2 separate regions of the Homo sapiens genome follow, and region 2 is linked to region 1. A link is a contact called in ENCODE Hi-C or POLR2A ChIA-PET data. All regions are on one chromosome and are shown on one strand. The core of a region is the stretch at or near the end of the contact, and the rest is flanking DNA. Distances in the headings are between cores, read along the strand shown. Region 1 holds the start of KCTD13 (potassium channel tetramerization domain containing 13). Region 2 has its middle 16 kb from the start of PRR14.

Evidence for each region. Hi-C counts contacts between places; a loop is a spot of excess contacts on that map. ChIA-PET counts read pairs that join two places held with the same protein, here RNA polymerase II (POLR2A). Pooled maps may share reads with other maps.
Region 2: a loop to region 1 is called in a pooled map, with 3 times the contacts of the local background. The contact joins the enhancer-like site here to the promoter of KCTD13 in region 1. A Hi-C loop is called at or near these places in 1 of 50 pooled maps. POLR2A ChIA-PET finds 5 or more read pairs at or near these places in 3 of 52 experiments (T-cell, WTC11 and activated CD4-positive, alpha-beta T cell).

The regions. Positions count from the first base shown.
Region 1 is chr16:29,924,646-29,927,985 of GRCh38, reverse strand. It overlaps KCTD13 (potassium channel tetramerization domain containing 13), which reads left to right and starts at 1,760. Exons shown (of 6, transcript NM_178863.5): 1 at 1,760-2,196. The coding sequence starts at 1,953. KCTD13-DT (KCTD13 divergent transcript) reads right to left here and starts at 1,763. Exons shown (of 3, transcript XR_001752362.2): 1 at 304-1,763; 2 at 55-219. RefSeq lists a silencer at 1,855-2,094.
Region 2 is chr16:30,632,838-30,636,177 of GRCh38, reverse strand. No RefSeq gene overlaps it. Among named protein-coding and RNA genes, the nearest start is that of PRR14, 16 kb to the left of the region's middle. RefSeq lists enhancers at 810-1,760, 1,761-2,712. Within about 2 kb of position 1,822, at least 38 of the 41 ENCODE cell types and tissues checked have a DNase peak (open chromatin) inside an H3K27ac peak, as active enhancers do.

The DNA.
Region 1 (3,340 bases), core at 511-3,010:
ACTTTGGGAGGCCAAGGTGGGCATATCACCGGAGGTCAAGAGTTCAAGACTCACCTGGGCAACTTGGTGAATCCCCGTCTCTACTAAAAATACAGAAATGATCTGGGCATGATGGTGGGTGCCTGTAATCCCAGATACTCTGGAAGCTGAGGCAGGAGAATCGCTTGAACCTGGAGGTGGAGGTTGTGGTAAGCCAAGATTGCATCACTGCACTCCAGCCTGGGTAACAGAGCAAGACTTCATTTCAAAAACAAAACAAAACAAACAAAAACAACAACCAAAAAAAAAGCAGCAGTAACTTACGCTGTGGGAGAGAGGATTGTGTTGGTAATTTTTGTGGTTTGGACAATGTTCTTGTTTCTGTATTGAGGCTTTATTATGGAATGGTCTTTTTCTAGATCAGTCAGAGAGTGACCTTGTCTGATGTTTTTTGTGAAATTATTTTGCTCAACAGGACACCACCATGGCCGTGCTGTTGGTGCCAGGTCAGCTCCTAGCAACATCAAGGCTTCTGGAGTGAGGGTGCAAACCAGCTCCCAGCTGGCAGCAGTTGCTTTTCTCTTTTACACCGCCACACTCGAAATCAGAAAATTGGCAACCCCTTTGGTAGAACATGAGCTCCCGGTCACTACAGGCCCATTTATACCCAGTAACAGGCCCAGGTCACACATTTACACTCCGACCTTCCTCCTGCGTGTGCATCCCTTACACCAACCACGCCCAGAGAAAAGTCACTCGTCTAGCATCTCCCAGGGACCTGCTGGCAGGGCTGAAGATAGAACTCTGACTCTGTGTTTTCCCTCCAGCAACCCCCCTTGCTAGACATTAAGACAGATTGTTAAATCCCTGATGTATCGGCTTCTAAACTGGATGCAGATCGGGTCAGATAAAAACACTTCTCAGTGCACCTTCTTGTCAACAGTGGGTTCCTATCTATTCTTCTTTCTTTTGGGATTGGGTGCTAGGTCCCACGACATTAGCTGGGATTCTAAGACCTTTGCTCAGCTGCTGCGGCCACCACTGACACGCCCTCTGCTCCTCAAATACGGAGAACAGTTCAGTGTTCCTGCCTGAGGATCTCTGCATTTGCCTTCCCTCTGCCTGGAACTCTTCCCTCACATCCGCTTCCCAGCTTCAGCTCGGCATCACCTCCTCAGAGAGGCCTTCCATCCTTGGTGCCCGGGCACCACTGCTACCCGTTTTGGCCTCTGTTTTTTTTTTTTTTTTCAAAGGACGTTATGTTGCCCAGGCTAGAGTGCAACGGTCCGATCACGGATTACTGCAGCTTCCAACTCCTGGCTTCAAGCGCTCCTTCTGCCTCGGCCTCCCGAGTAGCTAGGCTTACAGGCTGGGGTTACAGGTGTGAGCCACAGCGCCCGGCCGCTTTGGCCTCCTTTAAGAGCTTCCCTCCGCGCTTTGTTCGCAGTTCTGGTCACAGTCTGTTCAGTGCGCGGGGCTGGGAGGCGGGAAACTGCCCAATGCCCAGACCTCTCTGTCTGTTTCCCCTCAAGCTCGTGAAGCTCTCTGACAGCAGAGACCCAATCACGAGGTGGAGACTTCGCTTTCCACATCGGGCAGGGGGTCGGCCGCATCCTCGATCTGGTCCTGGTGACTCGAGACCAGAGAGGAGCGCACGTCGACCCGCCCGGGGAACCCGCAGGCCACACGCCAAACCTCTACGGGATCCCCCAGCGAGGCCACTGCGCATGCTCCATACTCGCAGCCCCGCCCCCATTCAGGGGCGGGGCCGCGCCTGCGCAGCTGCCCGGCGCCGGCTTCCGGGTGGTGCGAGCGAGATGGGGCGGAGGGCCGGTCTTGCAGAGTAGCTGCGGTGAGTGGGCGTGTGCGCCGAGCGGTCTGGCCCAAGGGCTGGGGGCCGGCCGAGGGTCTTCGGGAGCAGGCCGCAGGGCGCGGAGAGATCCTGGGATCGCCGTCCGCCGCTGCTACCCGGCATGTCGGCGGAGGCCTCGGGCCCGGCTGCCGCCGCGGCCCCGTCCCTGGAAGCCCCCAAGCCCTCGGGTCTCGAGCCTGGCCCCGCCGCCTACGGTCTCAAGCCGCTGACCCCGAACAGCAAATACGTGAAGCTGAACGTGGGCGGCTCGTTGCACTACACCACGCTGCGCACCCTCACGGGACAGGACACCATGCTCAAAGCCATGTTCAGCGGCCGCGTGGAGGTGCTGACCGATGCCGGAGGTACGAGCGGCGCCCCTACCGTGCCCCCACCCCAGACCCCCAACTCCCGTTCCCCGCAGTCTCTCACCACCGGGGCTCCTCATGCCCCTTCTCTCTGCCCGCTACTGTCCAGTCAACTCATTCTCAGCTCCCTCCAGCCCCCACATCCCATCTCCTCCCCTTTCTCATTCATAATTTCTCTTCTCCTCCCCCAATCCTTTACCCCCAGCAATAACCAACACTTACGGAACCCCTAACTGCCAGGCGCTGTGGTAAGTGATTGAACGTGTCAGTTCATAATCCTCATGACCACCTCTCCCACCCTTCACCCCTCAGCTCAAGACTTGGGAACTAGCCCTGCTGCCTGCAGTACTACTCCTGGCAGCCTTCCTCAGTTTCTTCCGACTGCCCAGCCTTTTGTTTCCCTCTCTGCTTCAGAACTGCTCACAGCCAGCCAGGAGAGCTGGGAGATCTTGTTTGCCTCTGTGTTCCCCTGACACAGGTCCCTGTACACTCTAGGAATCCACCTGTATACACACATTGCAGAAGGAGGCTGCTTTGGGTTTGCCAGGGACACCAGAGTGGAGGGTGGACAGGTCTCCTTGGCAGGTGAACCTTACCTTCTTGGAGTGTTGCATTCAAGTATGGACCCTTCGTGCCCAAGTGAGACTTTGAAGTTTTGGAGTTTGGGAGTGGGAGAGTCTTAAGGGAGGGGTTAACGAGGACTGTGAGAGCAGGAGAATAAAAATTTGAGAGGCGGAGATCTGCCTTCAAGTATCAAAGGTGAAGAATTCGGCCAGGTGCGGTGGCTCACGCCTTTAATCCCAGCACTTTGGGAGGCCGAGGCGGTGGATCACCTGAGGTCAGGAGTTCGAGACCAGCCTGACCAATATGGCGAAACCCCGTCTCTACTAAAAATACAAAAATTAGCCGGGCGTGGTGGTGTGCGCCTGTAGCCCAGCTACTCGGGAGGCTGAGACAGGAGAATCGCTTGAACCTGGGAGGCGGAGGTTGCAGTGAGCCGAGACAGCGCCACTGCACTCCAGCCTGGGCGACAGAGAGAGACTGTCTCAAAAAAAAAAAAAAAAAAGGGAAGAATTCATTTGTCCAATAAGTATTTGTAAAATATCAGTTAGTGCTGGAGATAGGTAAATGAACCTGACAA
Region 2 (3,340 bases), core at 573-3,072, 710 kb before region 1:
AACATGGTGAAACCCTGTCTCTACTAAAAATACAAAAATTAGCCAAGCATGGTAGTGCGCACCTGTAATCCCAGCTACACGGGAAGCTGAAGCAGGAGAATCGCTTGAACCTGGGAGGCAGAGGTTGTAGTGAGCTGAGATCGCATCATTGCACTCCAGCCTAGGCAACAAGAGCGAGACTCCATCTCAAAACAAACAAAACAAACAAACAAACAAAATGCTGCTCACCTCAGAGGACTAGATGGAGAATTTTTTTTTTTTTGAGTCGGAGTTTTGTTCTTGTTGCCCAGGCTGGAGTATAATGGTGCGATCTCAGCTCACTGCAACCTCTGCCTCCCGGGTTCAAGCGATTCTCCTGCCTCAGCCTCCCGAGTAAGTGGGATTACAGGCATGCGTCACCACGCCCGGCTAATTTTGTATTTTTAGTAGAGACGGGGTTTCACAATGTTGGTCGGGCTGGTCTTGAACTCCTCACCTCAGGTGATCCGCCCGCCTCAGACTCCCAGAGTGCTGGGATTACAGGTGTGAACCACCGTGCCCTGCCTGGATGGGGATAGTTTTGTAAACTATAGAGTGCCCCCAATTTTTAGTAAAGTTACAAAGAATTTTCACACATTTTGAGTTTTATGGAGCTAGAATGCACATCACAAATACACCTATTTGAAGTGTACAATTCAATTTTTGTGCTAGCATGAAAATTTTAGTGCACTTTCATGACCACAAAAAGAAACTGCATATTCATTAGCATTCACTCCCCATTCCCCCTAGTCCTTCTTTTTTTCCCTGGGCCATAGCGTCTGGCCAATGAAACGGATTTTTGTGCTAGCGCGGCCACAATCAGTACTAGTACATTTTCATCACCCCAGAAAGAACCTCTGTATTTATTAGCATTCACTCCCCTTTCCCCGAGTCCTTCTATAGATTTGTGTATTCTAGATATTTCATATTTTATAAAACACCTTCACACATTTTTACTTGACTTCCAGGATTTTTCTTTTCTCTCTTTTTTTTTTTTGAGACAGAATTCCGCTCTTGTTGCCCAGGCTGGAGTGCAATGGCGCGATCTCGGCTCACCACAACCTCTGCCTCCCGGGTTAAAGCGATTCTCCTGCCTCAGCCTCCAGAGTAGCTGGGATTACAGGCATGCGCCACTACGCCCGGCTAATTTAGTAGAGACGGGGTTTCTCCATGTTGGTCAGGTTGGTCTCGAAGTGTGATCCGCTCAAAGTGCTGGGATTACAGGCGTGAGCCACCGTGCCCAGTCCAGGAGGATTTTTCTTTGTAAGAACCTTTTACAATGATCTGTGGGGGTCCATCCCTCCTATTTTACAGGAGAAAATAGACGGTTATCTAGGCTTTGTGAGTGCCAAGTTCGCACGCGGCTTTCGACTCCGTGGCTACATTGTCGGGCCGGGATTTCGCGATTTCGAGGAGGGATGCTCGGCCTCCTCCTACTAGCGTGGTTGGGGCCTCGGCCAGGGCCGAGTTCCGCGGGGGAGAGCCCCAGGGTTCTGCCACCGCACCGTTGACCTAGAATGCACGTGGGGACAGCCAAAGGTCCAGTCTCCAGTCTCGGAACCCGCGGGCCCCCGAACACGTCTGCCTGCTTGGTCTTCTTTGAACCCAAGTCCCACCGCCCACCAGGATCCTAATGACGCCGGCCTGGGGAACTCCCACGCACGCGCCGTTCAAACGCCCCGCCCTCCGCGGCCCAATCACCGCACACCTTGTTTGGACGTTCGACCAGAAGCGTCCTATCAGCGAGCGCGATCCTAGAGACTGACCAGGATCCGTGACGCCCGTTCGGGTGGGCAGTGCCAGTGCGCTGAAGGGCAAGCCTCAGGGGAAGCTTGTTCCTTATTTAGTAAGATTAGCTTGACTAAGGGAGCGAAGGGCGTCACACTGCTTTTGGAAACAGGTGGTGAGGCTGGCGTCGCCATGTTTTCTAAGGGACTTTCTCAGGATCAGATCCAAGAGTGGTCCTTTAGGGCTTTTTTTTTTTTTTTTTGAGACGTTGTCTCGCCCTGTCACCCAGGCTGGAGTGCAGTGGCGCGATCTCGGCTCAGTGCAACTTCCGTCTCTCGGGTTCAAGCAATTCTCCTGCCTCAGCCTCCAGGGTAACTGCGATTACAGGCTCCCGCCACCACGCCAGGCTAATTTTTGTATTTTAAGTAGAGACGGGATTTCACCATATTGGCCAGGCTGGTCTTGAACCCCTGACTTCCAGTGATCCGCCAACCTCAGCCTCCCAAAGGGGCTTTTAAATGTAAGGGCCGCGCAGGGGCTCCGGGTAGGGCATGAAAGGTTGGGAGGGGCCCTAGCCATTGTCTTTTTTGTTATTGTTAAGGCTGACTTTTTTTAGGCTGTCGCCCATTCTAGAATGCAGCGGCGTGATCTTGGCTCACTGCAGCCTCGACTTCCCTGGCTCAAGTGATCCTCCCACCTCAGCCTCCCGAGTTGCTGGGACCACAGGTGCCACACCGCGCCCGCTTAATTTTTTTTTCTTTATATATATTTTTTTGTAGTGACGGGGTTTCGAACTCCAGGACTCAACGGAGCCTCCCATCTCAGACTCTGGGTGAGATTATAGGCGTTAACCATGACTCCCTACCCAGTATAAACTCAAACACACCAGGCGCAGCAGCTCACGCCTGTAATCCCAGCACTTTGGGAGGTGAAGGCAGGTGGATCACCTGAAGTCAGGAGTTCGAGACCAGCCTGGCCAACATGGCGAAATCCCGTCTCTACTAACAATAACAAAAATTAGCTGGGCGTGGTGGCAGGCGCCTGTAATACCAGAGATTCAGGAGGCTGAGGCAGGAGAATCGCTTGAACCCAGGAGGTGGAGGTTGCAGCCAGCCAAGATCGTGCCATTGCACTCCAGCTGGGGCAACAAGAGTGAAACTCTGTCTCAAAAAAACAAAAACAAAAGCAAATAAAATATTGCTGGGCGCGGTGGCTCACACCTGTAATCCCAGCAGTTTGGGAGGCCAAGGCGGGCGGATCACTTGAGGTCAGGAGTTTGAAACCAGCCTGGCCAACATGGTAAAAACCTTTTCTCTACTAAAAATACAAAAAAATTAGCCCAGCGTGGCAGTGGATGCCTGTAATCCCAGCTACTTGGGAGGCTGAGACAGGAGAATCCCTTGAACTCGGGAGGTGGAGGTTGCAGTGAGCCGAGATCATGCCATTGCACTCCAGCCCGGGCGACAGAGCGAGACTTTGTCTCAAAAAAAATAAAAAAATAAAAAAACCAAACATTTAAAAAATAAAAAACCAAACGAGGCTGGGCACGGTGGCTCATGCCTCTAATCCCAGCACTTTGGGAGGCTCAGGCAGG